2 separate regions of the Mus musculus genome follow, and region 1 is linked to region 2. Evidence: chromatin contacts called from ENCODE Hi-C data. All regions are on one chromosome and are shown on one strand. The core of a region is the stretch at or near the end of the contact, and the rest is flanking DNA. Distances in the headings are between cores, read along the strand shown.

Region 1 (4,700 bases), core at 1,232-3,731, 35 kb before region 2:
TTCACTGTGACATGGATTCAAGGGAGTGCCAAGTTGATAGTTGTGTTGATAGTCCATGAATCTATTAATATAGGAAATAAAGAATTGAAGAGAAACAGATCATGTTCCTTAGCTTTTAGGCTTTCTTTTGATCTTTTATTTTTGCTGTTTTATAGAAAAGTTCTGGGAACAGAACCATGGTTTAAACTGTGGTTTAACCACGGTTATTTGTGTCCTCAGAACTTAACTTTGGTATTTAATTAACACTTAACAAGACGTACTGGAGAAAATGAGTAATTTAAGCATACAGGTATTTATGGTAAAATCAAACCAGAAGAAACAAAGCTACTGCAGGGTTCTTTTTAACAAAAGATATCCAAATGGTCTCAAGAAGAACCATTTGTGTTGCCACGTTCTCTTAGAACTGCCTGGGACTGCCTCCAAGAAATTCTAAAACGGTCTAATCTCTCCCAGAGGGCCTTCAGAGAACAACCCCACTCCATAATTGTTACCTTACAGAATGTATCCCTTCTCCTCCCACTAAGGCACCAAGGAGCTAGAAGACCTCCACTCTGAGAGCAGGGAGGTGGAGTTTAGGAATGGGAAGGACGGCATGCACAGAATCAATGCTTTCTCCTCCAACTTGTCTCACATACAGGTGAACATCTCAGGCCTGTCGAACAGTCCTGTTGACTACAGTGTGCCCATAAAGAACCTGATGCCTAAAAGCTTAAAATTTTTTTCTTTCATTTTCTTTCCTCCCACCACCTCTCCCAGAAACCATAGGGCATTTAAGCAAAGCATAGTGGGCCCAGAATGCCATTCTTAATGTGGGAAGAACACACTATCTAATGTGCCCAGAACATAAACAAGGAAGGACTTGAGTGGTTAACTGTAAAAAGGATCAGCCCCAGACACATTTCCTTGTCGGTATAGCCTTCAGCAGGGCAGAAGCACGCCCTACCGGAGCACAGCATGCAATTTGGACTCAATTCTGGAGAACGCTGTGCAGTGCAGGTGAGCTCACCAAGTTGACTAATCACTAACTGCGTGGCATAAAGCTACACGCACCCCTCCCCCTAGGCTTTTCAGAAGCAACAATGTTTGCAAACCATCAGAGTTCCCAGTGAAGAATTAGAAGAATTTTGCGGATTTCATTGCTCGACTACCCATTAACCTCTACCTTTCCACACCGGCCAAGAAATTGTCTCAGTAGCCCTGACTGTACTACAACCACCCAAATTAAATTCCTCTTCGCTGAGCAGGAGCATAAACACTGACAATTGGAGTGGCAGGGAGACACTTGTAGCTGTTATTTCTTCTGAAGAATTTGAGGAACTAAGAATAATTATTTAAAATACCAACTATTCTAGACAGGCTTGTCACTAACAGGGAAGATATTTCAGCTTAAATGTATACTTAACCATGTAACTATATGTTTATATATTTATGCATTTAAGTACATATCTATTCCATTGACATCACTCATTTGTAGAACATGTTTTTACAAAAAGAAAAAATGGTTTATTTAATAAGGTCTTTTTCTTTCAATATTATCATCCCACCCATTGTTGCAACATAAAGATGTGGTTTAAAGAATTTCTCTTCTCAAAGAATGCCTTGTATCCCCTTCAACCAAGTAGGCACACTCTGGGAGGCCAGCCAGGAAGTGGGAACGGCCTCCTATATAAAACTGGATTTTTATATGTACATTAAAACAGGATTCTACCTGTATTGCAGTAAGAGCACACCATTAAAACTTGAATTCTTTTCTTTGAAACCCCCTCCCCAAGGAAGGCAAAAATAGATTTAATTTTTTTCCCCTTAAAATTTTGGCAATAGCTTTAGCTTTTGAGGTGCTGTAACACTTTCTTTGGCTAGAAAAGTTTATGCAAACCAAGCTCAAAATGTCTACACCTTGCCTTAAGAACTCTATTTTGACACGCTCAAGACAGCACCAGGAGTGTGTCATTTGCCTACAGGAAGACAACAGAGAATGGCCTGTAAAGTAACACAAGGTTTCCAGACATGAAAAGGGTGTCATTAAGCCACCAGGCCAGAGTTTCCCTTTCCTCCCTCCTCAAACCAGGCCTGGGCGAGGGTGGGGACAGGGTGGAGTGGGCGAGGAGGGACAGGTCCGCACCGCACCTGCGGTTCTGTACCCCCCCCACCCCCTCCCTCCTGGGCGGGCCCGGTGCGGGGCTTGGCAGGCAGCGCTGTCCGCGGATCCACGGAAGCCTCCTCCTCCTCCGACCCGCGCGCGCGCCCCCACCCGCGCGCTCCCAGCTGCCGTGGGAATGGGCCACCCCCGGGACCGCGCCGAGCCTCAGCCCCGCCGGCCCCCACCCCCGCCCCGCGGCCGCCCACGCCGGGATCTGCGTCACTCGGCCGCGCGTGGGCGGGAGCCGGAGCGGCGAATGGAGCAAGAGCGGAATCTCCCGATGTGACAGCGCGCGGGGCGGGGCGGGGGCGGCGGAGGTGGCGGGGGAGGGAGAGGGAGAGGCCGAGGGAGGGGCGGCGGGAGAGGCCTAGGGAGGGCGCCCGGGGCCGCCGCCGCCCGCCTCCGCCCGAGCCTCCGCCCGCGCGACCGAGCGAGCGCCGTCGGGGCGGGCGGGGGACGGAGCGCGCGCCCACCGCGTCCCTGCCCCCCTCGATGGGCGCGGGGGCGTCCCGGCCGCCGCAGCCGCCGCAGGAGCCCGGCAGAGCCGTCGTCGCGGAGCGCGCCGCAGCTGCGGGCCGCGTAGGTACCGGGAGGGCCTCGAGATGGAGCGGGGGGCGCGGACGCGTGGCTCGGCGGGGCCGTCGCGTCCTGCCGGGCGGGGGGCGCGGGCTGTGCGGGGAGGACGCGCTCGCGGGCCCGCGTGGGGTGCCAGCTCCGGGGCGACCAGGGACTTCCGAAAAGTGCCGCTGAGTCTCCGCTTTCTTCCTGTTATCCGCCCCTTCCTACTGTAGTTGTGTTTTCAGAGCGGAAGGAGAGTTTTGCTTGGAAGTGGCTTTCAGAAACTTGGCACCCAGGTGCAGGGAAGCGGGAGTCGCCGAGCCTTTGAGGCTGAGTGGGGAATGTGCAGACACGTGTAGGACAGAGAAGCTTTGGACGCAGGTGTGTGACCTTACGGGGACAGACACCGAAGTACGGTCAACCCGGGAGATCTGCAAGGAATCTCCTGGGTAGAGCTGGAATTTGCGTCTGTAGGTTGAGCTGACCAAGTTTTGCAGCGGGCGACCAGCGGGAACCGTGCCCTGGCTCAGGGAGGCTTGGGAAATTTTGGATTGCCTGCTAATTTACAATTTGATCCGAAAGAGCTGGTTTGGAGTAAGTTGTCACTACCGATTGGTTTGCCAGTGACGTGCCTGCCAACTTTACGGAGTGCAAAGATCAGAATCTCTAAGGAGATTCTAAGATCTCGTATAAAAATATTTTGGCAGTTTTAATAGTTAATATTAGATTGCATAGGAGCAGAGGAACCGAATTTAAAATAAGATTAGTCACATCCGAAATGGTTCGCTGTTTTGTACACGCAGCGAATTACCCTTTTTAAATATTCACTTTTTGAAAAATCTTTCTTTGTACAATATATGTTATGACATTTATAATTCATCTGCCGGTTTTAAGAAGAGATACTGGAGAGAGGATGTATAGGGTCCATTGTATCGGATAGCCGACCAGGGTGGAGGCTATCTTCCTGAGATTCAAAGAGCTGCTTCACACCCAGCTTCTGTGCCAGCACAAGTGACTTGGATTGAAGGTTTCTTCCTCCAGCTTGCATCTTTTGAGACATTTAATTCTGTTCTTTCAGTAAGCTCAAGCAGATAAATAAGTATGCTGTTGAGAATTTGTAGATAGGCAGTGCAGTCAGCCTTCTTCATCTCTGTTTCCAGTTTAGATACTGGAACATTACATCTTGAAAGAAAATAATTTCAAGAAGTGCTAGGGAGATAATTTGTTTCTTTCTTTCTTTCTTTCTTTTCTTTTTCTTTTTTTTTTTTTTTTTTTTTTTTTTTTTTGACTTGACCATCTTATGCTTAGCCTGCCATTCCACTACTGAGCATGCTTTTTCTCTCCTGAGGCCCAGTCTCCTGTTGTGTGGGACTGTATTAGTGACAGCATGGGGCACTGGAAATTTTACTTCATTCTGTCCTTTAGTTGTGAATATATTTCAGATGACAAATTCTTAAGATTCATCTAGATGATACAGAAAATTTTAGTGAGCTATTATGCCTAATAAATTTCATCAAGTACGTAGATTATAATTGCATAATCATACCTAAACTAAAAGTTTTTCTTTTGTTGCTGATTAATAACAACCATGCCCTATAGAAAACCTAGCCTTGTCTCCTCTTCATTATTTAAACAATTTCATATCTCTTTTACTTCAACTTTAAGGACGTATGGTTTATTTAACTTTGTATTGTAGATGCTTTGAAAGAAAAATTATGAAGTGGGGCAGACCTTTGAAGAATTTGTGTCATGAACTCTAGATTTTAAGAGTAAAAAATGGGTGGATGGTAGCAAGTGTGTTAGAGTTCTGTGCCTGGTGACTTAGAATCCATGCTAGAGTTAGGCCTTGGCTATCTCATTATAATAAACCTGTTTTTGTTGCATTTTTAAAATAAGGAAATCTCTATTTTTGACATAATGTGAATGTGTTCTATATACCACAGGGCCATCATATATTAGTGTTGCTTTCATGAAAGTGACCATCGTATAAACAGTTTCAGAT
Region 2 (4,523 bases), core at 952-3,451:
TGGTGCTAGAGAGCATCAGATTTCCAATCTTGTTCATTTGCAGTTTTACTATAGAAAATAAGACACGGTGGCTTCGAAGACTGAAATGCAATATTCTACATTAAGATCTCAGATTATTTACTACTCAGGGCAGAGGGTTGTCTTTGCTTTGTGTGCTAACAAAGTCTGAATCTCCGGGCCCCACAGGATGGATTTCCCGACTTCCAGGAATCTGTGCCAACACTCTTCCAGCAGGCCAGAGCCAAGAGCGAGGAGCTTGCAGGGCTCGGTTCACAGGTAAGGCACCTGCCGTGACTGTCATGGGAATAGCTATAGGTTGGGGGTAGGTGGGTGCTTCAGCTAGCTTCCACTTGATGTTTGTGAGGATACAGTTTGTTTCTGCTTGTTGTTAAATGTCTTCTGGTCCTCAGCTTTATCTGTCTGATGGCAGGAACATCTTGGTTTCATTTGGCTCATGAACAGAATCTGATAAGCTGTTACTTACTCTCTGTAGTTCTGTAGGAAGTGACACATTCTTTGAGTATCAGGGAAAACAGCCATTTTGGTACAACTCTTAGGTAAAATAGCACAAGATCTCAATAACATATCGTCAACATTGCTACTCTTACCCCATTTAAAGCATTACTGAACAATTGTTAAATTAGTGTGTAGCTTTGGATAATTTTATTAATTTCTGTGTATATGTCAGGGGGTGCATGCTTGTGTGGGTGCACAAGGGTGCTGGTAGGTGTACTCATGTGTGCACCTGTTTATAGAGGCCAGACGGAAGCCTTGGGTGTGGTTCCTCAGGGTCCACCCACCTTGATTTTTTTGAGACAGGGCTCTTGTTAGCCTTGTTCTTATTTGTTCTTCTAGCTGGCTGCAGAGCCCCAGGAACCCAGCTGGATCTGCTCCCCACTACTGGAGTCATGGCGCATACCTCCCAGCTCAGTTCTTCATGCTGGAGTCATGGCGCATACCTCCCAGCTCAGTTCTTCATGTGGGTGCTGGGATTTGAATTTGGTTTCTCAGGCTTCTACAGCCAGTACTGTGTGCTACAATAGCTATCCTCCTACCCCAAAATCTTAGTCAATTTTTAACTATGTATGTGCTCAGAAGTGGACATTTCCAAAGTCCGTGTGTGAATGTCCCTTTTAGACAGAACTGCAGACCTGTTTGCAGGCCCGTTTAGTATTGCCAAACCTTGCTACTATGTTTCCCTCCCAGAATGGCCTGTTGAAATGTCCCCAGTTAACTTGCCAAAATGAAGTTGTTACCTTTGATCTGGTTTGTACATGTCTAGAAAAGTAATAAGGGTATTTCTTCTGTTTTTTAATCCATTATGTGTTCCATCTATTGATTTTTAAAATTGTGAATCATGACTTTTGTAACCAATTTTACATAGTGGCATTCTTATAGTACTTTTATATAACATGATAATGAATCATATCTGCATTTTGACTATTACTTCATTGGCAAATGTCATATAGACACACTGCTTTGAATATCACATGCAAGTAATTTAAAGCAGAACACAGAAAAGGAGCCTCTAAAACACGTGCAGAGGTGACCTCATATGTCACACAGCAGCCTTCTGTTTCAAACATGTCCATCTATGCGTGGTTTGGAAATGCTGCTTCACTCTGGGATGGAGGCAGAGATCCTTGCTGGCAGGGATGCCTCTCTGCATAATTTGCATTGTTTAATTTTGGTGGGAGGTGTGTTTGTCTTGTTCTTCTAGACAAGCATTTTACACCTTTTCTCCTCCAAGCAGGCTGTCATCATAGCAGAATCTGGGTAGCGCCAAATCCTAAAATAAGATGCCAGGATTTCACCCTGTGCTCAAAGCAGTTGACAGCAGATGTTGCTGCTGCTCTTAGGCTCTTTTTTTCCATCTTCTTTCTTTCTTGATTTCTTTTCTTTTTTTCTATTTTAGAAAGAAGGGGAAATCCTTTAAAGGACTCAGAACCTTGGGAAACAAAGTGAAGCTTACATTGGCTTTGAGTTTACATAGAGTTCTCTTTATGGGACTGAAAGGAAACCTTTTGAACAAACCTGGTGTCTTACATGACACAAGCATGCATTCATAGTTATGGAGGCAGATATACATCCACAGGAAGTGTGAGCTCCTTTTAATAAATACTAAATGCATTCGCTGGTGTCTCAAATTAGCAGCATCAGGCCATGAAGAAATCTAGAATGCTTTAGTTATTGCTTTTATCTTTGCTTTACTCACTAGCAGGCTGAAAAGGGGATGGCGAAGCAGATGGAGCTCCTGTGTGCCCAGGCCGGGTATGAGAGGCTGCAGCAGGAGAGGAGACTCACGGCCGGGCTCTACAGGCAGAGCTCCGGCGAGCAGAGCCCTGATGGCGGCCTGCCTTCTGATAGCTCTGATGGACAAGGTGAGCCTCTGCAGTGACTGGCCACTTGCCTCTCAAAGAGAAGTGGGGAGAATGGATTCCTTTATGTCTTGAAGGGATCATATCTGCAGAAATCCATTTTCACTAGTCCCTTTTCAGAGGAAAGTGGTCATCCTGCATCCTGTATATTTTAATTTCTAAAAGTCCTTACGTTTTATTATTCCTGTACTGTAGCTTGCGCATGTGTAGAGGCTTGGTCAGGACAGGGATGTGCGAATACAGCCCATTTCCCCTAAGAAACAGATTCCGTCAAAGATGCTGCTTTGCTGATAGCACCTGTTTCCTTGTGGTGCTAGGATTGAACCCAGGGCCTTCCACTGAAGTACACCCTCACCTTTTCCAAACGACAGAAACATCGTTCTTTAAATTTCAAAAATCAATTTGTCTAAAATGTATATTTGTTTCCTAACACAAGTCTGTGTTAGAAAGCTGAGTCATGAGTGTTTTTACTACTCTGAAAAAAAAAATGTTTTTGGCTTTTCTCCTGTCTTCAGTATGAAGAAAACCCCATGTCATTGTCATCCACTCATTGAAAAGGTTTTTTGAAGTGTTTTCTATATGCCAGGCAGGCCTCCAAGGCCAGAAGGCAGAGCAGTGCAAAAGACATCCTTGCTTATGCACAGCTTAGCTTCAAGTAGCGAGGAATGGTGTGTAGCCCTGTAAATCGGTCCTTAGCTTCAATATCAGTAAATAGTATACTGAAGGATATTGTCTTATTTTATGTATTATTTACTTTCTAGTAAGTGCTTAGTATTGTTAATAATTTCTTTCACCAAGTAAGAGTCCATCTTTTAAAACATGATTTAAGTTCATAACTTAACCTGTTAAAAAGTAACAGGTTTTGATGTGGTATTTCATGCAGTATTTTCCTCCCTCCAACAGCCCCTTTCTTGTAACACATACCATATTACACTCTCTCCCTTCACCCTCCATAAAATCCCTTCTTCCTATCATCCCCTTTCTGGTTTCATCACACACACACACACACACACACACACACACACACACACACACACACACACACACACATATATGCGTGTGCAGTGTGCGCGTGTGTGCATCTAGGTTCAACATACAAAAGAAACTGTGGAGTTGATCTCTCAGTTTGGCTTACCTCACTTAATGTAATATGATTCCCAACCTATCTGCTTCCCTGTGTTATCATTTTACTTTTCTTTCTGGCTGGCTGAATAAAACTCCCCCATGCACCTGTACCTCGTGTTCTTTATCTGCTCTTCTGCTGGTGGACATCTGGGCCTGATGATATATCTTGGCTGTTGAGGAGTGCAGTGATAAGCGGATCGCGCACATCTCTGTTGTAGGGTCTCCAGAACACTGCAGGCATGTATGCAGGCGTGGTAGAGCTGGGCTGCATGGAGGTTGTTTTTAGTTTTCTGTGAGCCCTCCATACTGGTTTCCAAGGTGGCTGTACCAGTGTTCACTGTCACCAGCAGTAAGCCGAGAATTCTTGCCCTGTGTCCTCTCTGGCACTTGCAGGCTCAATGATAGCCACTCCGACTAGAGCGATGTGGAAATTTAATTTTAATTTGCATTTGCATGATAGCTGAGATGTTGAGCCATTTCCCAGATATTCAGGAAGTGTGTATGTGTGTATATTTCTTCTTTGCCATTTGTGTATATTTCTACCTTGGCATTTCATTAGTTCAGTTATTAATGGAAGGTGAGAGGAGAGGTTTTTGTGACTGATTTCTGCACTCCTTTATATGTCATGGATGCTAATCCTGTCTGACATGTATTGGCAAAGATTTTTTTTTCCAATTCAAATAAGAATACCTCGTTAGTAAGCATTCTCTAGCCATGAAATGAAATGTCACCTTCGATCACAACACCAGAGTAAAACAAAGATTTCCTTTCTAACACTTGACAGAAACGTTGTAGCTGAGGTCTTCTTTAGCTTCTCTGACCCTTCTTAGTGGCTAAGAATTAACATATAAGAAAAGACAATTATGAACAACTTGATGGTGATTAATTTATGACACTAGGATAACTTGCTGTGCGATAGTAATTTTCTGTGACAGATAATATAATATGATGTGTAACACATTTTACAGTATTTGTACTAATTATTTTTTCATGGATTATGTTTTTTTTAAAAAAATAACT

The links. A loop is a pair of places that touch in the nucleus more often than their neighbours do.
Region 1: a loop to region 2 is called in a map of left cerebral cortex, with 3 times the contacts of the local background. The contact joins the promoter of Nab1 here to the enhancer-like site in region 2. A Hi-C loop is called at or near these places in 2 of 37 maps with a recorded cell type or tissue (both left cerebral cortex).

The regions. Positions count from the first base shown.
Region 1 is chr1:52,498,229-52,502,928 of GRCm38, reverse strand. It overlaps Nab1 (Ngfi-A binding protein 1), which reads left to right and starts at 2,481. Exons shown (of 8, transcript NM_008667.3): 1 at 2,481-2,719.
Region 2 is chr1:52,462,643-52,467,165 of GRCm38, reverse strand. Nab1 (Ngfi-A binding protein 1) reads left to right here. Exons shown (of 8, transcript NM_008667.3): 5 at 187-276; 6 at 2,219-2,381. Among named protein-coding and RNA genes, the nearest start is that of Gm23460, 20 kb to the right of the region's middle. Within about 2 kb of position 2,201, at least 1 of the 3 ENCODE cell types and tissues checked has a DNase peak (open chromatin) inside an H3K27ac peak, as active enhancers do; it is left cerebral cortex, where a contact is called at or near this core.